Linked DNA regions of Mus musculus: regions 1, 2, 3, 5, 6 and 7 are each linked to region 4. Evidence: chromatin loops called from intact Hi-C (ENCODE). Cell type or tissue: left cerebral cortex. All regions are shown on one strand.

What was found. Hi-C counts contacts between places; a loop is a spot of excess contacts. Peaks named below come from ENCODE experiments on the same cell type or tissue, not always from the same donor. Only the 100,000 strongest peaks of a DNase experiment are listed, where the experiment ranks them.
Region 1: it touches region 4 in a loop (4-fold over the local background); 12 of 42 quality-filtered maps call a loop at or near these places.
Region 2: it touches region 4 in a loop (2.8-fold over the local background); 6 of 42 quality-filtered maps call a loop at or near these places.
Region 3: it touches region 4 in a loop (2.8-fold over the local background); 13 of 42 quality-filtered maps call a loop at or near these places.
Region 5: it touches region 4 in a loop (4-fold over the local background); 23 of 42 quality-filtered maps call a loop at or near these places.
Region 6: a loop joins it to region 4, with 5 times the contacts of the local background. A loop is called at or near these places in 24 of 42 quality-filtered maps.
Region 7: a loop joins it to region 4, with 6 times the contacts of the local background. A loop is called at or near these places in 28 of 42 quality-filtered maps.

What each region holds. Positions count from the first base shown.
Region 1 is chr3:152,228,284-152,232,283 of GRCm38, reverse strand. It overlaps Fubp1 (far upstream element (FUSE) binding protein 1), which reads right to left. Exons shown (of 20, transcript NM_057172.4): 19 at 262-407. Among named protein-coding and RNA genes, the nearest start is that of Fubp1, 20 kb to the right of the region's middle. In left cerebral cortex, a CTCF peak has its summit at 2,367 (motif pointing left); no DNase peak of the experiment used is centred here.
Region 2 is chr3:152,157,241-152,161,240 of GRCm38, reverse strand. All of the region lies in intron 1 of Gipc2 (GIPC PDZ domain containing family, member 2), which reads left to right. Among named protein-coding and RNA genes, the nearest start is that of Gipc2, 6.7 kb to the left of the region's middle. In left cerebral cortex, no CTCF peak of the experiment used is centred here; DNase peaks (open chromatin) are centred at 2,141 and 2,847; H3K27ac peaks cover 325 bases.
Region 3 is chr3:152,299,294-152,303,293 of GRCm38, reverse strand. The region is part of intron 7 of Miga1 (mitoguardin 1); the gene reads left to right. Among named protein-coding and RNA genes, the nearest start is that of Gm31999, 35 kb to the right of the region's middle. RefSeq lists an enhancer at 1-171. In left cerebral cortex, a CTCF peak has its summit at 2,134 (motif pointing right); no DNase peak of the experiment used is centred here.
Region 4 is chr3:152,109,010-152,113,009 of GRCm38, reverse strand. All of the region lies in intron 3 of Gipc2 (GIPC PDZ domain containing family, member 2), which reads left to right. Among named protein-coding and RNA genes, the nearest start is that of Gm40179, 3.9 kb to the right of the region's middle. In left cerebral cortex, a CTCF peak has its summit at 1,775 (motif pointing left); DNase peaks (open chromatin) are centred at 1,422 and 1,770; H3K4me3 peaks cover 605 bases; H3K27ac peaks cover 614 bases.
Region 5 is chr3:152,191,640-152,195,639 of GRCm38, reverse strand. Dnajb4 (DnaJ heat shock protein family (Hsp40) member B4) reads left to right here and starts at 1,795. Exons shown (of 3, transcript NM_025926.5): 1 at 1,795-2,263. The coding sequence starts at 2,053. In left cerebral cortex, a CTCF peak has its summit at 1,692; DNase peaks (open chromatin) are centred at 1,801, 2,831 and 3,703; H3K4me3 peaks cover 2,627 bases; H3K27ac peaks cover 2,292 bases.
Region 6 is chr3:152,222,877-152,226,876 of GRCm38, reverse strand. It overlaps Fubp1 (far upstream element (FUSE) binding protein 1), which reads right to left. Exons shown (of 20, transcript NM_057172.4): 15 at 3,897-4,000; 16 at 3,512-3,591; 17 at 660-797. Among named protein-coding and RNA genes, the nearest start is that of Fubp1, 14 kb to the right of the region's middle. In left cerebral cortex, a CTCF peak has its summit at 1,745 (motif pointing right); no DNase peak of the experiment used is centred here.
Region 7 is chr3:152,207,638-152,211,637 of GRCm38, reverse strand. It overlaps Fubp1 (far upstream element (FUSE) binding protein 1), which reads right to left and starts at 1,216. Exons shown (of 20, transcript NM_057172.4): 1 at 938-1,216. The coding sequence starts at 1,045. It overlaps Gm40180 (a long non-coding RNA gene), which reads right to left. Exons shown (of 3, transcript XR_867759.3): 3 at 2,750-4,000. It also overlaps a transcript of Dnajb4 not described here. In left cerebral cortex, a CTCF peak has its summit at 1,735; DNase peaks (open chromatin) are centred at 552, 1,274 and 1,756; H3K4me3 peaks cover 2,840 bases; H3K27ac peaks cover 2,183 bases.

The DNA.
Region 1 (4,000 bases), 120 kb before region 4:
TGGTGGCTTCTTGCATGATTTGCAAATCCCTGGGGGGAAGAAAATTTATTTTTAAAATCAAAGGCATTACAAAAATAGCACTCAGATGCCAGAAAACATTATTAGAAAAACTGAGTCCCCAAACACAACACGATATTTCATGTAGTTATACTTTACCAAGTAAAACATATTCATTCCCAAACAGACAAACATGCAGAAAACATGGTTGGAGTGGAAAACAAAAACAAAAACAAAACAAAAAAAATAGCAAATGTTTTCTACCTGAGGTGCTGGAGGATGCTGCGGCATCCCCTGGGGACTTGTCTGGGCATAATACGCTGCTTGCTGTCTATAGTACTCAGCCCAGGCTGCACTATAATCCGGCTGACCACCTGGTGGGGCCCCAGCAGGAGCAGGAACTGCTTGACCTTCAGGAAAACAGAGAACTTTATTGCTGCTATAATTACAAATCTCACAGTAACTCTTCTCTAGTAAACACAGCATCTTGCCTTTTTAATACTTCTTCCAAGCCTTTTAATAACCTCGTGTCTGCCCTTGTGACCTAAAACACCCCCTCAACTTTAATACAAAAATGTATGTACCATTAAGTACAGCTTATAATGCAAGGCACAGAGGGGCAATAGCTCTTGTTTTTATCTCAACACAGGGTTTCACTTATGTAGCACAGGTGGCTCAAAACTTGTTATCCTCTTGGCAACTTCCCACGTGCTAGGATTATCTGTGCCTCATTGCCCCTTCAGTTTCTGTTTATCTTAAATATGCCTTAGACAAGGGAGGGAGGATGAGGGGGGAAAGTGCAGCACACAAGAAACGGCAAAGATACTCTTTTCACTTCAATCACAAGTTTCAGTCTCTTAGTTCAGCTTGATTAGTAAAAGACAAAATGACCCAAACTCACATACCTTTAAACAAAGGGGAAAATTCAGATATAATCTTTGACAAGGAAAGAAGAAACGCTTTGTTTTTTTTTTTTGCTAACTGAGAAAGGGTCTCACTATCCAGGGCTGACCTCATCCTTGGAGATCTACCTGCTTCTGCCTCCTGAGCACTAGGACTAAATGCGTATATGTGCCACCATACCTAGCTCACCACTCTTCTATCCATTTGGGTCACTATATTACTAGTCTTAAACTACAGAGAAGTACTGAAAGATATTTATGACACACACAATGAAGCAAAAGACATACTGAGTTTATATCACAGCTTTACTAAAAATAACCTGGCAGCTGAAATAAAGTTCAATGAAAGATGTAAAACTCAGCTTTTTTTTTTTAAAGATTTATTTATTTATTATATGTAAGTACACTGTAGCTGTCTTCAGACACTCCAGAAGAGGGTGTCAGATCTTGTTACAGATGGTTGTTGTGAGCCACCATGTGGTTGCTGGGATTTGAACTCCGGACCTTCGGACGAGCAGTAGGGTGCTCTTACCCACTGAGCGATCTCACCAGCCCAAAACTCAGCGTTTATTAGTAATTTTGTTTTAAGTGACCATTCTGAGTTATCAAATGATAAAAATCGAATTCTAGAAATACTTAATGAATTTTGTAAACAAGCAAGTTAACTGCAAATGAGTTTCTTTTTCTTTTTTTTCGAGACAGGGTTTCTCTGTATAGCCCTGGCTGTCCTGGAACTCACTTTGCAGACCAGGCTGGCCTCGAACTCAGAAATCTGCCTGCCTTTGCCTTCTTCTATCCCTCTGTACCTTATTCCCCTGCTCCTTTTACTGAATCCACAGTTGGCTAGCAAGCTCCTGCAACTGCTTCCCAACATGCAACAGTCATGATTGGCTTTTAAGATAGGTAGTGGGATTTGAACCCAGGTCATTAAGCACTCTTACCCATCTATCTCCTGAGCTTCTATTCTGAACCTTTTGCTTTAAGGTCTCTTAATTCATGATTATACTAAAAAATATATCAAGGACCATACTTTCAGAAAAAAATTGTAGTTAAATGTTTTACAGGGAAAAATGATTTTTATAACTATCATATAATTAAAAATACTAATTCAATGATTAATTAAATTACCTAAAACAGTATCTTTCAAGATCTATATGACAGGGAATTGTTCAGTTAGTCTTTTTTTGCTCACAGGATTAAGATCTTCAACATAATTACAAAAAAGCACAAATGAAGAAAATGAGTCTCCAAATAGTTATCCTGCACGATGCTGCTGTCTGTGTGTGTCTGTCTCTATGTATGCCAACTGATTGATCGGTAGACATAACAACCAAGAACAGGAATTCGGGCTGGGAGACGGCTCAGCGAGTAAGAGTACTACTCTTCTCAAGGTCCTGAGTTCAAATCCTAGCAACCACATGGTAGCTCACAACCACCCATAGTGAGATATGATGCCCTCTTCTGGTATGTCTGAAGTCAGCAACGGTGTACTTATTTATGACAGTAAATAAATCTTTGGGTCGGATTGAGCAGAGTTCTTAAAATTCAATTTCCAACAACCATATGAAGGCTCACAACCATCTGTACAGCTACAGTGCATTCATATACATAAAATAAATAAATCTCTAATAATAATAATAATAATTAGAAGAAGAGGAATTCACAGAACTGTGTGCTGGAAAGTGCTAGAATATTAAAAACTAAAACCTAATTGAGTTAAAATACCTACTCTCAAAAGTCCTAGTCAATATACTTTTTAAGAATACAGAATGCAAAATATCTATAAAACTTATTTGAAGTCATGTAAACAAATAACATGACATAATCGAGCACAGACAAATACCTTACTCTGTCTTAATTACGTAGTCCAGTTACCAGGTTTCTACCCAATCAACACTCACACAGTAAAAACAAACAATGGAGTTAGCGCACTTTCACCTTGGCATGCTCAGCTTCTTATAAACAAGTAGCACTATTTCAGCACGGCTACCACGGAATGATTAATACATTTCCATCTACTCTCAAAAATATCACAGTTCAGAGAAGAAATTATGTAAGCATTCTAATTACACACAATATTGTTTTAAGGTTTCAAGTTTCTTCCCCCCAGGCCCCAAACAGGGTTTCTCTGTGTAGCCCTGGCTGTCCTGGATGGAACTCACTCTGTAGACCAGGCTGTCCTCGAACTCAGAAATCTGCCTGCCTCTGCCCACCAAGTGCTGGGATTAAAGGTGTGTGCCACCACGCCCGGCAGGTTTCAAGTTTCTAGTGCTAAGGTCCATCTGTTAGAACCTGCCTGCGATCAGTGAGGTTAAGAAAAGTTATCAGCCCATCTGTTCACTGCAGAAGTTTGTTATCACATTTCCCCAAACAGTTGTTCTGAAAGGAACTTTGTCGAAAGCTGTATCACCGACAAGAAATACATTAACACAATCACTATGGTTATGTTAAGAATTACGTTCAATAGTTGTCAAAATCTTTTTAAAAGGTCACCCTTTTTTCCTTTTCAATGCATGCAAATGTTTAGAAATGTAAAGCAATGTCACTGTGGGCTAATTTTATGCTTATTTTGCAGTAAAGCCAGTGATACAACTACTTTGCTGGCCTAAAATTTAATCTCATTCCATTTAGACCACTACACAAAAGTACAGTAATAAAGCCATATATTATTACCTAGTAAGGAAATGCCAGGTTTTAATTATTAACTTGCTGACAATTGTATTTCTCTGCCATAAGCACAATTATAAGAATTTCTTGAATTGCTCTTAATATGTCTTAACTTCCAGTCAATTTCAGGATGTCACCTTTCCTGTTTATTATTATTTTTGTTTTTCAAGATGGGGTTTCTCTGTCTAAGAGTCCCAAGTGTCCTGGAACTTGCTTTGTAGACAAGGCTGGCCTCAAACTCGGAGATCTACCTTCCTCTACCTTCCAAGTACTGGGATTAAAGGCAGGTATCACCACTGCCTAGCTTGTTTAATATAAACTTTAACATTATAAAAACATACGGATGAGTTACCTCAAGTATTCTTTTTTAAAAACAAGCAAATGTTTTGTTACTCATCTCTAGCTTTGTAATGTGTATTTACTTCCGTTTAGTT
Region 2 (4,000 bases), 48 kb before region 4:
AAAGAAAGAAAGAGAGAGAGGAAGAGAGAGAGAAAGAAAGGGGGAGATAGAGGAAAATAAAAGAAAGAAAAGGAAAGGAAAGGAAAGACAAGACAAGACAAGACAAGACAAGACAAGACAAACAGAAACAACAACAAGCACACCTTGGGGATTCTGTCCCCTCCTCTGTTCTTGGGTGAGGGCTATGGTGATATACACTTGTGTTTTGAGATGTTAGTGTATATATATAAAAGAAAAAAAATCTCCTCCCTAAAGAGAGTAGACAGGGACTGCAGAAGCCTCCTGACTCTGGAGAAGTGGCTGCAGGGACAGAAGTAGCATTGTACCAAGAGCTCCACTCTCTCAAGAGGAAGAAGGCTGAGGTCAGGTGAGGAGGCAGGTGCAAGCGAACTCCCAGGGACTCCTGCGTCCCCAGCTGTGCCAGGCAGACAGGGTAGGGTGTGGTCTCTGCTCACTGGGTTCGGTTGCAGTTTACAGTTGGACCAAGTGTGCCTCTGAGAAGTTAAGCTGCTTTCCCAGAACCCATGGGATCGTCAGAGCCAAGACTTGACTTGAGTTTCCTGGTTCTAACTGGCTGCACAGAAGCTAGGAGGTTCTTAGTAAAACAGTTCTTTCAGACAGGCTTTCATTATGAAGCCCTGGCTGATCTGGAACTCACTATGTAGACTAGGCTAGCCTTGAACTCACAAACATCTATCTGTCTGCCTATGCCTCCTGAGTACCAGGATTAAATATGTGCGTCACCACAACCTGTCAGGAAAACTTTAAGAATGTCTACTTATTGAATTTTTATGTGTATAAGTGTGAGCCTACACGTATGTGTGTGTACCACCTGCATGCAGTGCCCTTGAAGGTCAGGAGAAACATCAGATTGCCTGGAGCTGTAGTTATGAATGCTTGTGAGCTGTCACAGGGCTGCTCAGAACTGATCCTAGATCCTCTGCAAGAGCAGCTAGTGCTCCTACCCACGGAGTCATTCCTCCAGCCAAGAAAACCTTGTTTTGCTCTGTTTTTGGAGACAGGGTTTCTCTGTGTAACCCTGGCTGTCCTAGAACTAGCTCTGTAGGCCAGACTGGCCTGGAACTCAGAGATCCTCTTGCCTCTGCCTCCTGAGTGCTGGGATTAATGACCCACACCAAGAAAAACCCCTTTAGCCAAACGCTTCTCAATTCCAACACACATTAAAAAATATGTATTTCTTTTGTCCCCCAAACGTGTTGTATTAGTCATTAAAAAATGCAAATCAAAACTACAATGAGATCCATTTACCAAATTCAGGATTGCTCTCATGAAATAAAACAAATAGCAGGCCTGGCAGGATGGCTCAGTGGTAAAGCCCTTGCCTGACAAACCTAGTGACCTGGAACCATACGGAGGGAGAAGGGGAGAATCGGCTTCCGCAAATTGTCCTCTACCCTACACATGTGCCGCTGGTATCCCGGAAGTTACCTTATCATACACTCATGCAGCAACAGCAACTGCAACAACAGACAGACCCAAACAGAGCAGTGCTGTGCAGGGAATAGAGGGGGGACAGGAATCCTGCATACTGCTGAGGGGAATTAAGTTAGTGCAGCTACTATGAAGTTACCATAAATGTTCCAAAAAAAAAAAAATGCCATAGAGTCAAACTGTATAGCTTCTCTGCAATTGCTCAAAGGACTTTCAATTAGCATGTCATAGAGGGACCTACACAGCCATGTTTATTGATGCACTGTTTAAAGCTGAGTCATGGAATCAGCTTGGGTGTCTGTCAGCTTGTGGAAAGACAGAGAACATTTTATATATGCACACACACATCTATGTATATATGTATATACATAAACATATATGCACACACATATATGTATATACATGTACATATACATATATGCCATATACCTATACATATATGCACAGACACACTCAATGGAGCTGTATTCAGCTGTAAAGAATGAGGAACAAATATGGTCAAAGTTCATGATATATTTGAAAATATCTCTACAAAACCCAGTCCAATGCACAGTGAACATACATAAAGACAGCTGCTGCTGCTGGGAAGTGACTCCTTGGGTTCTAGCTGTTTCGTGGTCCCTGGAGGAAGAAGTGAATGGAGCCTGTGAATTGTTTCAGATTTGCTACTGATGTTGGCTGGGTGCAGACTATTGTGATCAGTACATGGAAACAGATGGCAATTATGCAAAAAGCCTCTGTCGGATGCTTTCGTCCCCAAATAACTAACTGAGCAATTCAGCGGAGGGAGGGAGGGAGAGAGGAGGGACAGGGAGGGGGGAGGGGGAGGGAGGGAGGGAGGGAGGGAGAGAGAGAGAGAGAGAGAGAGAGAGAGAGAGAGAGAGAGAGAGAGAGGAGAGAATCTGGTTAATTCATCACACAAATGAAAGATGTCTCTTTAGAAAACCGAATAGCGATTTTTAAAATTTTTTTTTGAATGTGTGGAAGTGGATGGTGTGTGTATGGTATTTGTGTGGGAGTGGTCTATGTGTGTGTGTGTGTCGTATATATGTGTATATGGTGTATATGTTTGGTTCATACCCATGAGTGTGTGTGTACATGCACATAATACTCGAATACAGGGGACCAGATGCCTTCCTCTTCTCTCTGTCTTACTGCTTTGAGATAGAGCCTCTCACTAAATATGACCCTTCTCATTGCAGCTAGGCCAATTGGCCAGTGGACTCTTGGACTCTGCCTGTCTTTGTCCCACAATATTGGGCTCACAGGCATGCAGAGTCAGACTCAGGGTTTTACATGTGTGTTGGTCTTTGAACTCAGGTCTTCACCCTTGTATAAGCTCCTTAACCACTCAGCCAACCCCTAAAGTATTTTTAAAAGTATTCAGATTATATAAAAGAGTTGAGTCATTGTGCCTGGAGCTCGTGAGCTCTTGATCATCGTTATACATTTTGTTGAAGAGGCGTTTTGAATATTTACCTCTTTTAACTGTTCAGCAAGGAGCTGACGGCTGGATATGGTTATAAATCCTTACTGTGAGGAATGAAGGCTGGAGCAGGCCGTACATTTGAATGTGGCTAGAAGCTGGTATATCCAGAAACCAGAAACTTAAGACTCAGTTTCTTTACAGGGCTCAGAAGTTATTTCTGTGGTCTTGACTATACTGGCCAGTGATTTTTCCTCACCAGAAGTGCTTGTAGCCAGGGTGTTTCAGACTTCTAAGAAAAAAAAAAACAAAAAAAAACTTTGTAATACTTGTAAACACACAATGAAAAGTCCTGGGATGGAATCAGGTGTGGGATTTTCTGCTTGTATCATGTTGATGCTCAGAGTTTCAGATTTGGGAATATTCTGGATTAGAGCTATACAACCTTTATCAGTTTGTATCGTTAGGTACCGAACAGCTCATCGAATGAGTGGGTGAACCATTTGGTGGTTCCTTCTCTCTTGACATATCTCACAAGTGTTTGGGATGGAGGTCTCTCTGCTGCACAGGCGTGCCTCTAACTCTTGGCTTCAGACATTCGGGCCTTTTGAGTAGTTAGGATCATGTGCTGTGTCATCATGTCTAGCCAGAAAAATACATTTAAAAATGTGATTTTAACATTTCAAACTCTCAGCCAGGCAGTGGTGGTACATGCCTTTAATCCCAGCACTTGGGAGGCAGAGGCACGTGTGATCGCTGAGTTCGAGGACAACCTGGTGTACAGACTGAATCCACAGAGAAACCCTGTCTCAAAAAACAAAAACAAACAAACAAAACTGAAGCTCTCAATCTCAAAATATTCAATTATTTATTTTAAAGGGAAAAGAACCTATGTTCTTTTCGGCGTCTACTCCCATCTCTGGAGCCTGCTCCCATCTTCCACTTTGTTGAAGAAGGGTCTCTCGTGTTTCCAACGCTGCACCAAGTGCTCCAGGCGTCCAGCCTACTGCCCCGCCTCAGCTCTCATCTGACCGTATGAGCGCTGGGTTTACAGATATGCACCACTGCATCCAACTCGTGATTCTGTGGCTTCCAGAGACGGGGCTCTCGGATCAACAGGTC
Region 3 (4,000 bases), 190 kb before region 4:
GAATGCATATGGCCGTGTGGAAGGCAGTAATGGCATTGTGTTCTGTGCTCATGCGCGCTAAGCACTGCCCCTTACAAAGCTCCTTCATCCTAACCTCAGAGCTGACGCAGCCCTGCTCCTCGAGCTCCCTCCCTCTGCATCCTGAAGCAGCACCTTGAGGACTGCACAGCTCAGGCCTCCGCGGCTGGTGACTGCTAGAGCACTGTCAGCCAGACGGGAACCCATGGTGACAGGGTTTGATGTTTGTAGTAATTGGTGGGAAATGACATCAGATCGGTGGGGGAGACAGTGATTATGGAAGGCTTTGGAAAAGAGAAATTTGATTAGACATGGCTCTTTTGTTCTAGTTACAAGAAGAGAAGGATTTGTTAGCCATATTAGGCCAGTCCTATAATAGTTACCTGAGTTACCTGAATCAGAGTAAACGGTCTGTGGTAACCCTTAGCATAATACTTGGGCATATTGGAGCATATGAGTTCAATCAGAATTCTCTAAAGAACTTGCAGTTTCTTTGCAGTGTCAAAAAGACACAAAAGCATCTGGGCGTGGCATGGTGACCCACACCTGTAACCCCAACACTTCAAAGACTGAGGCAAGGGAGTCCCTGCAGGTGTGAAGCCAGCCTTATCTCCTGAGTGAATTTAGGTCAGCCCGAGCTACAGAGTAACACCTTGAAGAAAGGGATGAAGAAAGAAATACAAAGAGAAATATGGTTACACCTCTGTCCAATAGAAATTCATCACCACACACACACACACACACACACACACACACACACGCGCACACTCCCTACCCCTGGCCCATCAGGTCTCTGTGAGGCTAGGTGCATCCTCTCCCACCCAGGCCAGCCAAGACAGCCCAGCTAGAACATACCCCACACACAGGCAACAGCCTTTGGGACAAACCCCATTGCAGGTGTTTAGGACCCACTTGAAGCCCGAGGTGCACATCTGCTACTTATCGTGGGGAGGCCGGGGTCCAGCCTATGCATGCTCTTTGGTTCGTGGTTCAGTCTCTGAGAGTCCCAAGGGTCCAGGTTAGTGGACTATTGGTCTTCCTGTGGAGTCCCTATCCCTTCGGGGCCCACAGTCCTTCCTCCTGTTCTTCCATAAGAGTCCCCAAGCTCCATCCACTAGTTGTGAGTCAGTATCTGGCTGAGTCAGCTGCTGGGTGAAGCCTCTCAGAGGACAGCCATGCTAGACTCCTTCCTGTTTGCAGACATAACAGAGTGTCATTAACAGTGTCAGGGATTGGTGCTTGTTCGTGGGATGGATCAGTCACAAGAGGCAGATGGAGGGAGGGACCTGCGTGGGTGAGGGGTTGGAGAGGGGATAGGGGGGTTCAGGGTCAGATGTGGGGAGGGACAGGAGGGATGGCCAGATGGCCGTGAGAATGAATGGAGATCTGCAAATGATGGGGTGAGGAGGTCAGGGGCATCTCCAGGAAGAGGCAGAGACCTGGGATAAGGTAGGCAGCCAAGAATCCATGGGGATGTCCTTAACTGTGACACACAGCATTGGGGATATGGAACCTGAAGAGGCCACCGCCTGTAGCCAGGCAGGACCCCCAATGGAACAATAGGAATACCAAGCCCCGCACAAAATTTTCATCCCAAAATTTATCTTGTCTACAAGAAATGCAGGGTTGGGGAATGGAGCAGAGACTGGGGGAACAGCCAACTTTTGTCTGTTTTTAACCTTTTTTTTTTTTTCTGTTGTTTGGTGGTGGTGTTAAGACAGGTTTTTGTGTAGGTCAGGCTGGCTGCAAATGTCCTATGTAGCTGAGGATCACCCTGAACTCTGCTCCTGGTGCCTCTGCCTCCCAGACGCTGGCGTGACGGGCGTGCACTGTCGTACCCAGAAGTCTGGTGCTTTGCATGAGTGAGGTCGTGTGTTCAGCTCTTCCCTTAACATGTTATGATGTTTATCTGATTCCTTGCTTAAAGCAACAATTCATATTTGTTGTATAATATTTCATTTTGTAAGTTCACAGAACTTCGCCTGCCTCTGCCTCCTAAGTGCTGGAATTAAAGGTGTGCATCACCACCCCAGCTTAAGCTTTTTCTTAATTTTTATTTCATGTATATGGGTGCTGTATGCGCGTCTGTGTACCTTATGTGTACAGTACCTTCAGAGGCCAGAAGAGGGTGCCAGATCTTGTGCTGGATAGTTTTATGCCAACTTAACACAATCTAAAATCATCTGAAAGGAGGGAACTTTAATTACGAAGATGTCTCCATAAGATCAGGCTGTAGGCAAGCCTGAACGCTGTTTCTTAATTAGTGATTGATGGGGAAGGGCCCAGGCCATTATGGGTGGGTCCAACCCTGGGCTCGTAGTCCTGAGTGCTGTAAGAAAGCTGGTAGAGCAAGCATAGAGAGCAAGCCAAGTGGCATGAGGCCCTCCGTGGCCTCGGCATCCACTCCCCCCTCCCTCCAAGTTCCTGTTCTGTTAGAGTTCTGTCCTAACTCCCTTCGGTAGTAGACTATGATGTGGAAGTGTGAGCCATGCAGACCCTCTCCTCCCCAAGCTGCTTTGGTTATGGTTTTCCATCTTAGCAACCAAAGCCATCTGCTACAGAGAATGTCATAGGCAGTTTCTGATCTACTAAGATGAAAGCTTTGGCTTTCCAGCTCGTTCTCCTTGTGCTTTGTAGGGTAATCAAGACTTGAGACTCTCTTGAAAGAATGTTGTGAATTTTAATGGGGTGTGTGAAAACAGTGAGTTTGGGGTACTGCCCAGGCTTTCTTCTCTATACTTTTTATTGGCTCACCCAAGAAGCAGATGTGTTATTTCTTTTCATCATCATTAAACTGCCATTCGGGAATTATAGCAGTTACTGAAACAAGAGGCGTGGTCTCTGATTCTTCTGCTGTGGAGAAACCCGTTAGAGATGAACGCAGAGTCACCCATGAATTTTTGGTAATGCATGAAGGATAGAAACGAAAGCATTTCCCTTTAGTGTCACTTAACCCAGAGCAAGCCCATGTTTGAATTCTCTACTTCCTCTGCTTTCTCCTCGACTTTGTCGTGTGCCTGTTTTGTGTGTCTGACTCTGTGCCTGTCCAAATGCTGACTTGTGAGCCAGTCATGGTATATGTGTGTCTATCTGTGTGTATGTCTGTCTCAAGTGTATGTCCCTAAAAGGGGAGCTTTGCTCTATAGTTATTGAACAGCAGAGAATACACCACACGGGGAAGGAATGGGATTCTTGATAGAAATCTTTAACAGAGTTTACAAGAGATGAAGTCACTCATTCCAGCTGACCCCATATGTCACGGGTATTTATTTATAAGACTGCTTTCGTGTGTGTGTGTGTGTGTGTGTGCCTGTGCTTGCATGTGTGTGTGTGTACACTTGTGTGTGTGTGTTTATTTTAAAATGTGCTATCTGTACTGAAAAGAAAATTATGGGAATTTCCCCCATAATTGAGTGGCCAAAGATACCAATATGCCAGTTAGGAAACTGTTTCTAAAAGTGTAAAGCAGCGGACCCGGCTCAGTGTGGACAGCGCTTACTGCTCTCCCAGCCGACGTGGCTCAGTGTGGACAATGCTTACTGCTCTCCCAGCTGACCCGGCTCAGTGTGGACAATGCTTACTGCTCTCCTAGAGGACTTGGGTGTGATACACACACACATACACACTTGGTGGCTCAAACCGCTGGTAACTTCATTTCCTGAAAGTGTATATCATCTTCTAGCCTTTATGGGAATCTACATGCATATAGTTAGGAGGCAGAGACAGGTGGATCTCTGAGTTTGAGCCCAGCCTGGTCTACAGAGTGAGTTCCAGGACAGCCAGGGCTACAGAGAGAGAGAAACCCTGTCTTGAAAAACCAAAAAAAAAAAAAAAAAAAAAAAAAAGAAAGAAAAGAAAGAAATGTACTCAGGCACACACATAAAGAAAATCAGTAATAACATAAAATTTTAAGTATAGGACAATTGTTTTATTTTCTAGTTTGGTGGAATACTATAAATTTCTGAGCTTTTAATTTTCCTTT
Region 4 (4,000 bases):
CACTCCCTGGACTCTCTTGACCGCTCAGGTAGCGTTCAGTCCCTTTGTGCCTACTGTTTGCTGAGATCCTGTTCTTTGCCCCTGCCCTCAAGTGTGGCATCATACTCCAGGCTAAGTCCTTCGTGGCATGAAGAACCGGGAGAGTGCCACTTCCTCTTGCTACTGAGGAGCCAAGCCACGTTGCTAATGCTTGTCCTGAGACACAACAGGCTTTCGAATCAGTTTTGTCTACACTGATTTCCCTGGGATTCACATCCTGGCTTTGGAGTGGGACTGGAGACGAACGCTTTTCTTCCTACCAGACAGCTAAGATTGAGTTTGTAGGCTTGCTAAAAATGCCAGCTGATCGTCACTAAAGCAATTCACGTCTGTATGAATGCTGCACTTTAATTTGAGACATAAAAATGTACATTATAGCTGGGCGTGGTGGCGCACGCCTTTAATCCCAGCACTTAGGAGGCAGAGGCAGGCGGATTTCTGAGTTCGAGGCCAGCCTGGTCTACAAAGTGAGTTCCAGGACAGCCAGGGCTATACAGAGAAACCCTGTCTTGAAAAACCAAAAATAAATAAATAAATAAATAAATAAATAAATAAAGTACATTATTTTACAATTCTCGACCTAAAAGGGCTTTTATTCATCATCAGTATCATCATTATTTGTTTTCACTCATCATTAGTCATTATTAGTGTGTATGTTGTATGCAAGGCACATTTATGGAGGGCAGAGGATGTGTTTATTTTGATCCTGTGGATGGGACTCAGGTTACTAGGCTCATGTGGCAAGCATCTTTGTCCTTTAGCTCCTAAAAGGCCTTTTCTTTTCTTTTCACACAAACCAGAATGTGTGAAATCTTCCCTCCCCAGCTTGCTTCATTCCTTCCTTCAGGTCTCATGTAGCCAGGGTTGGCCTTGAACTCAGATCTTCCTGCCTCTGGCTCCTGAGTGTAACTGCCACCACACCTAACTGGACTTCTTTCTTATATAATCACAACGTTAAGGAACACATGTGAGTTCTTTCATTAAAAAGAAGAGCCTGGTTTGTGAAATGACCATGACTGTAATACTTTTTCCAATCTCCTAGGGCCACCCACTTGCCTTCGTTTTTTTTTTTTTCTTCAACTCTTACAAAGTTGCTCCAAAGCACTTAACCTAATTTTTTGGGTAATTATAGCTCCCCGTGTCATCAGCTCGTGTTCTTTAAAATTAAATCACATAATTAGAGTGACAGACATCACAGCTATGAGAAGGTTTGGGAGAAACACAGCTGTCTCTCGGTGACACTCGGTTCACTGCAGAGGCAGCCAGCAGTGATGGGGTGTTCTATGTTCTCAGTGATGGTGGCAGGCAGCTATCCAATGAGAGAGGAGAATCCTTATGTGTGAGTGTAGTGGCCTTACAGGTTGAGGCTGGCTACAGATCTACAGTCTGAACCATGTCCCCTCCTAACTCATCCCCAGAGAAGCCTGTGTCTACCCATTTCTGTGCACTGATGGATTTAGGGCCTGGGTCTGCCTGTCCAGACATGCAGAGGTAGGCTATACTCCAAGTTCGGCCAGACTATCAACGTTCAGAATCTTTAAACATTCCCCAAACATTAACCCTGTCTTCTCCTACACCAGCCTCGCGATGAGAGCCGGATCATCCTGCCTGTTTTCATGTAGGAACAAGTTGACCTGCCCCCGAAACCTCCTCAAATCTTGGAAAAAGCCAGGCTGGGTGACGCCAGTCTGGAGGCTGTCAGAAAGCAGAGCTTAACTTCTGCTTTAGTGCCATCAAGTGGTGGGCTTGGAAGTGACACTCTCTGAGAAGAAGCTGGCTGTCATAAAAACAAATGCTACCAATAAGGAGATTTTGGGGCAGTGACTCTTCGTGACACTCAGTGATGGGCGCAGGCCCTAAGCAGCTAGGGTACCAAGAGTGAGCCCAAGTGTCCGCACGGACTGTGATAGAGACGGTCAGCGTGAGCTCTCCGCTCTGGTTGGGGAGGTGCCGATCTGCGGCGGCGGTCTGTGGGGCGTATATGGGCAAACTGCGTCACAGACGACTGTGAGCCTCCATGTGGTTGCTGGGAATTGAACTCAGGACCTCTGGAAGAGCGGTCAGTGCTCTTAACCGCTGAGCCATCTCTCCAGCCCGTAATTTCCCTTCTAGACTCTGCTGTTGTGGAGAGGAGTGTTGCGGAGACTTGTCCTAGCTTCGTTTCTGTTGCTGTGATAAAATATCCTGGCAGAAAGTGGAGAATGCATTTATTTTAGCTCACAGTTCATGGCTACAGTCTATCATAGCAGGGCAGTGATGGAGACAGGAAATTAGTTCATTTCTCATCTACACTCAATGTGGAAATGCTTATCACCCAGCTCAGGTTCTCGCACTTACATAACCCTGGACTCGAGCTCAGGGACTGGTGCTGCACGCTTTCTGGCTGGGTCTTCTCAGGTCAGTTAACATGTCTACGGGGCCAATCTGCTCTACACAGTCTCTCACTGAGATGGTATCAAATTGACAAGCCACCTCTCACAGATATCCTCTGTAGAGGTGGGCTGATTTCACAGAGGGCTGGACATGCCTTTTAGAAGCTACACACTCCAGCACTAGGGTCCTTCGCTTTGTAAACATGAGGTGCCTACTATTTGTTCAATGACTGCGGAACTGGTTCATTTTCTAGGAGTAGATTGTGTTCACGAGCCTTTAAGCAACAGTGGTTGAAGCATATGCTAATATACACTCGATTAGACACATGTATGTAATACTAGAATAAAACACATGTGTGTTGATTGAGCAGTTCACTGTCTGCTCTGTAGGAAATTTTGTTTTAGAAACAAAGAATGCTGGGTAGATGGCAGGGGGACACTGCGGTGGCGCTGGTGTGTGTGCTGTGTGCTGTTTGTGGCAGAATGAAGTGGAGAGATGTGGGCATGTGTGTGCTGTGTGTTTCCCAGCTCTGTTGGGACGTGGCAAACTTGAGTGTGGCATGTGCACTCATGTGTGTGTTTTGTTCACTTACTGGTACCATACAACTAAGCCTGACTTCCCTGCTTTACGAATGTGACCCTGGGCTGGGAACACTCCCACTGCTGGCCAGTGCCGATGACAGACTGACCTATTCTTTCTCACCGGACACTGTTTTTGAAACTGTGCTCTGAGCAGCTGAGAGTCCTCTCTTCCCCAGGGACATGTAGTAACTGGCAAGGCCGGGGCTGTGAGCTGAGTTTGTAGGTGCAGCCTCACTGTTCTGGAAAGATGCTCAGTCACTGACCAACCTCTGGGCATCATCTCAACACCATTTATGGCATCCTTCCTTCTCGGGTAGGCTGTCTATTCATCCTATGGTAACTTTCAGAGGAGAACTTGGACTTTGGAGATTCTGACCCTAAATTTGGGTTAAAATGAATGTGTGAGATTCTTGATCACACTGACCTAGATACCCAGAAAGAAAACAGAACTTGGCAGAAGATGCACACCGGTCTAGGGCTCTTATCAAGAGCACACCTGCGTGCACCTCTGACGTCTGCACAGACCTCTCTGCTGCTCGAATTCAGCAGTACGTTCTGCAGGTCCTCACTGACTGACTGCAGGCTCAGCTGCTTTCTGGGTGGTCGAGCCCCTGCTACTCTGCCCTAAGCTGCAGCTGCAGAGGGAAAGCAGCCAAAGGGACTTGAACACGTTTGCAGAGGTTATGGGTTGGTAGCCTGTACTTATTTAGATCCTGATTTCTTTTTATTTTTGTCAGTGTGCTATTTTTAAAGGATTGGGCTTAATGGCTTAAATTGAAAAAAGAATCAGGAAATTCACACAAACCTCTGAGTATCCAGTTTCTTTGCCAACAGTGAGTCTGGCTAAGCAGGGCCTTTGTTCCCACAGGGCATGTGTTATTGGAGAGGTCTAGATGGGGCACACCCCTTCCAATTACTCGACCTCCCCTCTCCCTGGGTTGTGTTCCTGCTTAGGATTAATGCCTTGGAAAACCACACTTACTGCATTGCAAAAGAAAAACCAAAGT
Region 5 (4,000 bases), 83 kb before region 4:
TCTACCTCAGTCCTTGAGTGCTGGGATTCCAGTGTGAACCATCACAACAGCTAAGAGTTTTTTGTTAAGTAGAAATGAAAATCAAGTTAGAGAAAGATGGTGTCAGTTGGACGATGTGTTCTACTTGTAGGTATGGGGTGTAAGTGCTGTCTTCTGTACAGACCACTCTTGTACGGTTATTAAAGCATAGCATCCCGAGTAAGAACATTGAGTAAAGTGCTAGGAGCAAAATCAGTGACTTTCAGAGTTTTAATTACCTCTGGCCCATCCACCTGTCATTAAAATAGAGTAGCATTTGACTTCAACATACTATTATGCACAAAAACTTTGTTGCTGTTAACATTGATAAAATAATCACATTTAAGCTTTTTGATATACATAAAAATAAATTTATGCTTTTCTGAGTCCTGAATTATTGCATGATACAGCAGGCTAGATACTTGTAATAAAACAAGGAGAATTCGAGCTTCATGTTAATAGAAGAATTCAATTTTTAAATGCAGTTAATTTACTAATTGTAGTTTCTCTTCTCTTCATAGTCTCTCTCAAGTCTACCCCCTACACCTGTATTAGCAGGTAGATATTTATAGGTGAGTGTGATGGCATATGCACTTTCAGAGTCGCACTCTCATGATGACTGCTGATGTTAACTTCCCCATGGTCTTTGGGACATGGAATGTGAAAAAGAAATGTTTGATCCTGATCCTTTCTCTGTGATAACTCCAGCTTGTGTCAAGTTGACACACAAAGCCAGCTGGTACAGATTGAAAACCCACAAAAGAGATAAAAGATGAGTTATTTACATTCAAAATATTTCTCATCTATTCAAGATACATTTTTAAAGAAGGAAAGCATCAGATAACATATAAATGTAAAATGATTAAAACTGTTGATTTAAAAAATTACAACAAATCGCAACAAATGTTTTTTAAAGGTATGAAATATACTAATATTACAAGGGAATACTAAAAAGATAGGGAGAAAACCCCCCCCCACTTGTTTCAAAAAAATCTTTGTCAACAAGTAAATACTTAAAATTAGGGGAAATGTGTTTTGAAGGAACTTGTTACCTAACTGCCTCTCCTAACTAATCCATCCAGGCCGTAAACTGGTCCCGGGTGACAGTTACACTGACCTGAGCGTGCTGGAATCTGATCCTCTCTCCCCTACATTCCCTGCAGTATAAAGACCCCCTCAGAATGGGCTTTTCCGTTTCATTGTGATAAGGAATGGTTTATTAAGTATTATCCCCCCTCCAAAAAAAAGAACCCCTAGTTAAAACCATTCTTAAGTCACCTATTTATGTTAAAATACTGCTTTTCAATGTTATAACAGTCCTTTTACCATGTGACATTTTATATAGTGGCTCCCTCACTTTTCAGATCGATAGACCCCAGAAATTTTGAAAATGACCCAAATTATTTGAAGATTTTAAATGTAAACACCTCATATTTTAGTTCTGCACATTTTATAGCTAGGTAACTTGAAATTGAAGTTAGAATACCTACTGTAAGTTGAGGGCTTTTCTGACTGTATAATCAGTTTAACATGGGATGCCTAATGGCTATAATTATTTCTGTTGCCTTTTTACCTCTAATGGAGTAAATGTATATGTAGTTGCGGCATTCTGTGCTGGTTTGCTAAATCCACAGGAAATAAAAGGGTACAGCTAGGACGAAGGAAAGGGAATAGTTAATCGTGGAGGAGGAGAGGCACAGCTCAGTACTTTGCCTAGAGGCCGCTGGGAAAGTGACGTCCTGTAGCGTTCGTTCGTTCGCTGTTCTAGAAAGTACAGAGACACGTAGTTGAAGTGGGAGGGTCTAGCTGAGGCCGTCTCCGTGCGGTGTCTATTTATCTGTAAGTGAGCTGCCGGGGAGGAATTAAATAGAGACGCTGCCTGCTGCCTCTGGACAGCTGAGCCGAGTTGCTGATTTGCTTTAACTTGTAAGATACCCAGCTTGCTTTATTTTCTCAGGATCATTGTGTTGCTAAGCCTGGGGACGCTGTTTTCTTTTACAAAGGGAAATCTAAGTTCATTTCAAGGCATTCGAAATGGGGAAAGACTATTATCACATTTTGGGAATTGACAAAGGAGCTACAGATGAAGATGTTAAAAAGGCTTACCGAAAGCAAGCCCTCAAATTTCACCCGGACAAGAACAAATCTCCTCAAGCAGAGGAAAAATTTAAAGAGGTCGCAGAAGCGTATGAAGTACTGAGTGATCCTAAAAAGAGAGAAATATATGATCAGTTTGGCGAAGAAGGTAAGCTGCATATTTCTGTACCTTTGGCAGTGTCTGAATCGTAGCTTTTTTTTTTCTCTCTCTCTCAGCCTTCTGGTTATCGTTACATGAGAACATCAGACATACTAAAATAAAAAGAAAAATAACAGGTTAAAACTAAGGTTTAATCCTTGATTATTTGAATGAGCTATGAATGAAATGTCATGTTTGTCTTTGTGGGTTTTTTTCTTAGAATATTGTATTATTCATATTCTCCTGTTAGACTTATTGTTTTAGCATTTTATATTTTAAAAGAAACCTTAAATTCTCATGCCTGTGAATGAATTGTTTAAAAGTCTTATGCAACCTGTTTTGTTTTTAATGATTTTATTGCCAGAATTAATAGAATCTTCAGTCACTTAAAATTTTAAGATCGGCAATTCAAATTCTGGGCCATTTATGTTTTATTTAGAAAAACAAGAAGTTTTTTGTCCTTTTAGAGCGACGCTAGTTGAAACTGAACAAGACGGAGTGGTGTGTCGTAGAAGCAGAAGGCACAGGCATTTAGCTTCTAGTTGTTTTTGGCAATCTGCCTAGAGAGGAAAGAATTTCCCTGATGTCATAAAATACCAGAACAAGTTTTTAGCTTAATTATAAACAGTTAATATTGTGCCAGGAGAACAAGATCTCTCTCTCTCTCTCTCTCTCTTTCTCCCTCCCTCTCTTCCTCCCCCCCCCCCCCCGCCCTCCCGCCCTCCCTCTCCTTCTCTAACCCAAAATGGCCACCTAGTTGGAACAATGACTGAGTTTGTTTTAGTTAACTATTTCTTTTGGAAATTTTACTATGTGGCTGAAGAGGAAGCATGACAGCTGCCCTTTCCCTCAGCCATACTTTTTTTCTTGCCTTCTGAGATCAGGACTCAGTGAGCTCAGTAGCCTTTGAGAATCTCCTTTTACCATTCCGAATTTTGTCCAGCATCTCCATAAATGTCCATAAATGTCGTAAATGTGGCCATAAAGTAGGAGTTTGAAATTGTCAGTCAGCAGCAGCGGCAACCATGCATTAGTTCACGTGAGTTCTGGGGTTTTCAAGTGTTAAAACAGACTAAAGTTCTTTTGCATTATTCTTCCCCTAATGTCTTTTAAGTCACGGTGGCTATGGAAACATACTGTTTTCCCCTTGTTTATAGCATTTAAACACCAGATTTCCCTAATTAGAAGTCCTTCAAACAGGGCCATGCATTAAGCAAACTAAACCGACAACTCAGAGCAGTGGTGGGCCCTTTTCCTCCTGCTTTAATTTTGGGTCAGTCCCAAGCATGCTGCTGCCTGTGGTTGTAATTCGTGCAAATCCACAGTGTCAAGTTCTTACAAAGTGAGTGAGTAATTACAAGAAGCAAGATGTGGATAGTTGAGGCTGTCTGTTCCCCATGGTCACACAGTTGAGAATGCCGTGGTGTGACCTCTCAGGAGCGAGCAGGCTCTTGAGACAGTGCCAGTACTCTGGCCACTCTTGAGTAGGTGGAGTGGTGTGTGAGTTCCCACAAAGCCACTTGTGTAAACGCAGGTTATTTGGCTCCATCTTATGGAGTGCTCAAGTGCACCTCTGTGTTAAGCCGTAGGATTCAGGCTCATTAATCGTGTTTGACTTCAGAGTTTTCAAGTATACCAGCTGGTACTCTTAATTCTTTACGTTTTCTCTTGGCAGTGCTTTTTAGAGTAACTCACTCCCCAAATTATCTTTCTTTTCTTTTTCTTTTTCTTTTTCTTTTTCTTTTT
Region 6 (4,000 bases), 110 kb before region 4:
AGGTAATTCTTTACAGTACATAGTTGTAGTATAGTGCAAAAACCAGGCTGGTAGTAGCAAGACCATTTAAACAACCATGGTTAGTAACTCTATAGCTTGGCAGCTATCTAACTGTTGAGTTATCCTCTTATTAGAGGCATAAAAGAAGACCAAGAAAGTGCTCTAGCTTGATGAGACTTAATGAACCTAATGAAAACACGGGGTCAGTTGGTGATCTAAGCAAGGGCTGTGTATAACAGTGGTATATCAATGATGAGTAACTGACTTTAAAGTCCATGGTGGTCATTTATTTTGGAATGAATAAGGGTCTGTAGAAAGGTGATATGATTTTATGTCTCTAAGTACAGTTTTCAGTAGCTCTCTTCAGAACTATTATAACAGACATAAATCAGGGTAGTGAAGTAAATGGGGGTGGGGGGAGGACAGTTAACAGTCTCACTACTTAAGGCATTATTCTTCCAACTATTATTTGACTTAGTTTGCTTACACAAAGTCACAACTGAGTCTTCAAAACCTTAGGCCCGAGGATCTAACCTAATGATACCATCATGCACAAGGCCCAACAATTCTCAGGACTGAAAGAGAGTTTTGTTATGACTTCATACATGAATCCAAACACAAACTATAGCTTTAAAATAGGAAATAAAATCTTTCATTACCGTAGTTACCTTGTCCGTTCGTTTGGGTTGTAGCTGGTGCACCGGCAGGAGCTGCAGGTGGGGGTTGTGCCTGCTGCTGGTAATAGTGAGCATAATAAGCAGCCCAAGCTGCCGAGTTTGGATCTGCTCCTGCCTTGGCTACAATGTAAAAACAAAGAGCGGTTTCAAGGTTAATATGTAAACTCTAGAAACCAACCCTTACCTTTTTGGTGATTCCTGACAAATAGGCTCAAAAGTTACCAATAGCGAATGGAAACTTTCAAAATGTTCTAGTATTATCATCATCACTTGGCTTTTAGTTCAGAAACTTCAGCCTCGGGAATTAAGTAATTTCCTAGGTTACAGGTATTAAGTAATTTACTAGTGATCGGTGGAACTGGTATATAAATGGATGATCTTTTGGCTTCCAATCCAATGGTTTGTCTCAGCTCAATCCCGTGTCTTTGCTTTTTTTCCCCCAACAAGTTAAGCTGCCAAGTGCAACAGTTCTGTATAGCAGGCAGTTATGGACTAATTTGTACAAGAAAGAAACAAAGGTTAGATACATGCAGTTTATATTTATTTCAGTCACAATCCTGAAAGTCCTGCTCTATCCTTTTCTAACACCTTTAGGATACTTCAAGCATAGCTTATCATTTGAAAGCTCCTGTACAGTTTTAAGACCATGCCCCATTTAACACAGGCCGTTGGATTTCCAAGCCGTTACCTTTTCTTCCTCCACTTTTCCTGTTTCCGGGCTACATGCTGTGGTCTGGCCGCCCTCCCCAGCTTAGCCATCGTGTCGTGGCGTGTCTGTTTGTGTGTACTGATTCTGGGTGATCTCCCTAGACATGCTCACCTTGTTTTATCTAGACTTTAAAGTCCCACTTCTAGTTATGTGTATCTGTGAACCTGTGTGTATCTACACAAATGTGGGTTACTAAAGAGAACCAGAAGGTGTGAGAGTAACTGGATCTCAACTTGCATCCTCTCAAAGAGCAGGAAGACCTTTATAATAATCACTAAGCTACCTCTCTGACACCCTTCCTCATTTTTTAAAAGAATTATTATTATTTTGTATATGAGTACACTTGAAGCTCTCTTCAGAAACACCAGCAGAGGGCATCAGATCCCATTGCAGATGGTTGTGAACTACCATGTGGTTGCTGGGAATTGAACTCAGACCTCTGGAAGAGCAGTTATTGCTTTTCTTATCCACTGAGCCCTCTCTCCAGCCTTCCTTCCTAATTTTTTTTGAGATAGGATTTCTCTCTGAACCCAGAGCTCCTAGATTTGGTTACAAGAGCAGGCCAGGAAACTTTACGGATCCTTTTTACGAACTTTATTAAAGCGCTTTATTTATTTTTCTTTACAACAGGTGGGAGGGATAGAACTCAGGTTCTAATGCTTATCCCCAGCACTGTGGCTTATCCTTTCTATTAATTCTTTTAGCATCCCCCAATACTCAAGTTTTAGCTGCTGCCCTATTCCCAAGTCACCACAACCAGCATCCTCTGCACTAAGCTCACCTTTGTAACTCAAAAACCAAACCAAAACCCAAACTTTTTTTTTGTGACTTGCAACTAGCAGGTACTAAGAGCTCACTATTCTTTTACATAGGATGAATTCGCATATTATCCATTTAAGATTGAAGATTAAATTCTTGACATCTATATAAATCTCAACCTCACAGCAGCAGTTTCTTGAAAATGCAGACAATAAAATACTGTATACTTCCAAGTCAAATTTAAGCAACATATTGCCGAGTCAGTCTTCCAGGTAATGCTGGAAGTCATATTCACTGACCAGACCTTACAGTGCTAATATCAAACATCACTCATTTGAGCAATCCTATGAAATTGAATTAGCCATATAAAACCTTCAATATAACCTGTTCCAACTCTATTTGATCATGCCACGTCTAAATGCTTGTTAGAAGGAGAAGATTCACTTTTAAAACCCTTACAAAGGAAGTCATAACTGATGCTTCTTGTCTGCCCTGGGAATGCACTCTTTTGCTAATCGACACTCATCTTTCATATTCAGATGCCATCACAATTCAAGTTATTTCTTTTTCTTTTTTTTTCTCTCTCTCTCTTTTTTGAGATAGGATTTTTCCTGTGTGTCCCTGGCTATCCTTGAACATGCTCTGTAGATCAGGCTGTCCTCGAACTCAGAGATCTGCCTGCTTCTGTCTCCTGTGTGCTGGGACTAATGGCGTTCACCACTGCCGCCCGGCTCAAGTTGTTTCTTAAATGAATAGAAGTTGTGGTTATTTGGTGACTGAGAAAAGTTCCTATGAATTTAACATACATTAAAATATTAAAACATTTAACAAATCCAACAAAGCAATTACATCTAAATCAACTTTGATTTGTAAAAAATACACTATGTAGAAATCTATAACTCAGAACACGTTCTCTCAAACTTTTCAAATGAATCAAACTACAGGGGCTGCAAAGTGAAAAAACAAAAGAAAAACAAAGAAAAAAGTCCTATTTCCAAGTTGATTCCTGATCATGATGGAGTAGAAACAAAACCAGTATGGGAAGATATAATGAGAACACCATGCTATAGAAAATCCAGATTATAAGAGAGAAAAATAAATGTACTCTCCTGTTTTGGTAATTAAGGGACCTTAATTTTATCAGCAACAAAATAATTTATACTTATTATTTGAGAACATAGTAGTGTTAAACACATTATTTTATAAATATGAACTACTATGAATAAAGTCACAACATACTAGACAGCAGTGTCATCCTATACTGCAGGGGAAGTGCCTTAAAAGATCGCACATGCAGTAGGTAGTTTAGGACTGTGACCAGCAGTATACAATGAAGCTAACATATTAATAGTAGATTACCCTTTACCTGGGTCAGGAGGAGCCTGTTGCTGCCAATGTGGATACGCATTTCCCCATCCCTGGGGAGCATATGGGGCTGGAGGACCGCTAGGGGTGGGGAACAAAACACAAATACCATTAATAAAAGCCAGCTTTATTTATTTTATGTGTAGGTTTTGCCTCTGCATGTATTGCATGTATGTATATGCAGCTATGTATGCCTAGTGTCGCTGTAAAGATACCCTGGAACCTGTCACGAATGGTTGCGAACCCCCGTGTGGTGCTGGGAAGTGAGCTCAGGTCCCTCTGCAACAGGAACAAGTGCTCTGCACTGCTGAGCCATCGTCATCTCTCCAGCCCCCAATTCCTAGGTCTTTAGGGAAAGCCCAGAACCAAGCAAATGTGGTACTTACTGAGGAGCTGGGCCAGGTGGTCCTGGATTGTAAGGTGCAGGGTTGTATGGTCCCATTGGAGTTCCCGGCCCTGGAGGTCCAGGAGGCCCATGAGGACCTGGAAC
Region 7 (4,000 bases), 99 kb before region 4:
GCTCATGTCTAGCAACTACAACAGAGCCATAAGGGTTTATTTTACCTTACAGGCAAATTCCATAACATACTTTTTTTTTTGAGACAGGTCCCTCTTGGCCGTTTTGACTGGCCTCAAACTCAAGAGACCTGCCAGGCTCTGTCTCTCGAGTGCTGGGACTAAAGTCGAGCACCACCCCACCCGGCAAGGCAACATTATACATTTTTAAGCTACAAAGAAGTCGGGGGCGGGGGCTACTTGAAGACATTGACGTTCAGGTTATTGGGGGGGGGGTGTCAAATGCAAGGACTCTTATCTATCCAACCCTTTTCATCTGGGAAAATGGTTGCCATTCGAGGCAACAGTACGTCCCTACGTAGCACAAAGAGGTTGGAGGCTTCGACTTGGGAAGAGAGAGGCAGATTCAAACTCAAGGCTGGGGAAGAAAGGGCCCGGGGCCATTTGGAGCTGGGGAAAGGATTGGTGGATCGCACGCAGATCCCGCCCCGGGGAGAGCCTCGCTGGTGAACGCCGCGGGGAACGTTAGGCTAATTACGGCGAGGGTGGAGAGCTCGGCGGCGCGGGAAGCGGCGGGGACCGCTAGCCAGGCAGCCGGCCCTCCCTGGCTTGCCCTCGCCGTGACCTGAGCGCCCAGAACCTTCCACGCGCCTGGGTCGGGCGGAACCGGAGCCGAGGGAGCCGGGGCAGGCAGGGCGCACGGGGCGGCGAGGCCGCGCGCGCGGGGCGGAAGTGGAGGCCACGCTCGGGGAGAGCGCGTGGGAGGGGGGGGCGCTTCAGACCACGACAACGGGCTCGGCCTCGAGCCGCTGGGACCCCTCGTGAGAAGACGCCATCTCCTCGGGCGGCAGCCGCGAGTGCGAGCAGGGCCGGACCTGCCCCGCCGGCGGCTCTCGGGGGTCGGGGAGGGGAAGCCGCCGCGCGGTCGGTCCACGCTTACCTGCCGCGCTCTCTGCAGGGCATCTTTGAAAGCGTCGTTAACGACTCCGCCGCCGCCGCCGCCAGCCGAGCCAGACGACGGCGGAGGCACTGTGGAGTAGTCGGCCATACCCACGCTACAGCACACGCTGCCGTTTCCTCGCGGAGGGAGGCGCCGCTCTCGGTTAACTGCTAAGAAAGGAAGAAGATGGCGGCCGTCGAGGCTCTATCACATTCTTGCACGACCATCGTGCCGTAAAGGGGCGGAGACTGGCAGACGGAAATCCCGCGATGTTTCAGCGCTGACGCGCGATTGGCGGGGGGTGAAGAGGGGGTGGAGGGTACAGAGAAGGGACGCCGGGCGAAGAATATCGCGAGACTTGACCGGGCTCCCACGAGAGTAGGGTCTCTCTGGGCGCCTCCTCGCAGCGCGAGTGCGGGCCATTGTTCCCTCGCCTCGGCGGCTGAGGCAGTGGCGCCCGGGAAGTGTGCCGCCCGCGCTTGTAGGGGACTTGGAAAGGCCGTCGCGGATCAGGGAGCTAGCTAGTGTCCTTCCGTGTTTCCGTAGTAAGGGGCCTGACGTCGTCGGGCGGGGACGTCACGCAACAGTGTCGCGCGGCCGCACAGCCCGAGGGCCGCGCGCACGGGGCGTGCGGGGCGTCCGCGGCGACGCTGCGGAACCGTCTGCGGCCCGGCGGCGGGAGCCCACCATGCTCCGGGGCGCCGAGCTGCCTCTGCCCATGTCTCCACCCGGGCCGGTCACAAGCGGGGAGGAACTCAGACCACCGGGCCCTTAGTTCTCGAGCCGATTGCCTACTGAGTCTCTTATGTAAAATAGTGTGGGCGAGCGGATGGTGAAAGTATGACCGCCCTTTGTCCTTTAAAAACGTGAGTGTTGCACATCCAGTATGTAGACACCTAGCGTTGCGTGTCTTTGGCCAGTCTTACCATGTGCCCCTTATGTCACGAACGTGTCATGCTCCTGACACAAACCGGCTTTACTGCGTTTTCCCCACCCCCCCCCCCGCGCCCCTGCGGGTAGTCAGATCAATGTCATGGTCTGAATTTTCATTTCTGGACTAGTTGGCTTTGCAGGCAGTTTCTAATATTTGTCATATATGCCAATAACCACGTTTCTCCAGACCATTCCTGAGCGTGTCTTAGCCATGCTAGCCTAATGCTGGCAATTACTACGGTGAATGAGGGTTCTTGGGCCTTTATTCTGTTTATACTTAGTATGCCACAATGATCCCTGCTCTCAGTTTAGCTAAGAAAAAGGCAAAATGGACTGTCTAATGTATGACGTTTCCCCCCTCTCAGTCTAAGAAGCATTTTTCTTAACACCAATCTTAGAATGAGAGAAATATGTTCCCTTGGCTTTCCGATAGCCGGAAACTATGTGTCCAGTACCCACTATCAGTTACTAAGTCAGGTGCTGGCAGATACAAACAGCATGATTTTCTTAAAACCAGCTCTGTCTTAGCCATTTGATAGCTCAGTTTGACCTGTTTAACCTGTTCATGGATGTCTAGGAATGTCCGTGGATTTAGAAAAACAGTAAAGGTATTGGGCTACAGATTTAATCATAGCAATATGTAGGAAAACTAGCTAATGAGAGTATTTCAGTCGCGTTTTAAGGAAGTTTGCCCAGCAAATAGCATTTACTCATCAGTAATTGATGTTTTTATTCACTAATTAGATTTGTATACTAGTTAGATGTCTGGTTGAAATAATTCAGAGTTTTATTTATTCCCCCTATAACCAATTATCGTTTAGATTTTTTCTAAATATTGAAAGGACCTTCATTTCTCATTTTTTACAACACTGCATACCGGGAAGGTGAGTATTGTAGTATGGAATACTTTGGGATCAGCTTAGACTACGGTTTCTTATCCTCAATGCTGCTGAGAGACTTTGGACTGGGTAATTCTTGGCTGTATGCTTTGCATGGTACAATATCTCCGCAGCATCTTTGGCCACTACTTGCCCTCTCCTAAGCACCACCAATTGTGATAACTGAAAATATCTTCAGGCACTGAGTTCACACCTCTGACTCTTCCTTGATCCCTGCCCCTGCCTTTTCTTGACCGTATTAACTCTTGCCAGTGTATGAAGTCCAGCACTTTTTGACCCTGCTGCTCCAGCCCTGGCCCAATTACTATCACTGTAGTCCCAGATCAAAAGGGAGCACTTTAGTTTTGCTCCTTCTTGTTTATGTTTCACTAACAACAACAAAAAAAATAAAGATAAGGAATTTGTAGAGTTGTCAAGATGGCTCACCAGTTAAGAGCACTGGTACTTTTCCAGAGGACCAGGGTTTAGTTCCTACCACCCACAAGGTACATACATACACATACAAACAAAACACCTGAACATGTAAAATAATCTTTCAAAATTTGAAAAAAGTTGGCCAGGTGATGGTGCTTTGTGCCCTTTAATCCTTATGCTCAGGAGCCAGAGGCAAGTGGATCCCTGAGTTCAAGGACAGCCAGGGCTACACAGAAACCCTGTCTGGAAAAAAAAAAAAAAATTTAAGAACGTTTGTACAGAACTCAAAACTAACATACTCTACGTACAGGGGTATTGTATTAGGGTTCTCTAGAGTCGCAAAATTTACGGTATGTCTCTCTATCCTGAGGAGATTTATTGTGATGACTGACAGTCTGTAGCCCAACTCTCCAACAGTGGGCAGCTGTAAATGCTGTAAATGGAAGACCAAGAATCTAGTAGTTGCTCAGGCTAGTTGTTTGAGCTGGTCTTCTGTAGAAGTAGATTCCAGTGTGCTGGCAAGTAAGTGCAAGTGCAAGCAGATGAAGAAGAGCAAATCTTCTCTCTTCCAATATTCTTACATAGGTCTCCAGCACAAGCTGCACCACCACACCCGGATCTGGGGACTTGTTTTGTCCCCGGCTGACCTTGAACTTACAGATCTTCTTGCCTTAGCCGCCATGCCAAGATCCAAGTCAGAAACTTGTGTCTTCTAGCCTTAAGATCTAGATTACAGGTGAGCCCTCCAATTCTGGATTGTAGTTCATTACAGTATAGTCAAGTTGACAACCCGGAATAGCCATTAGAGATATTATGC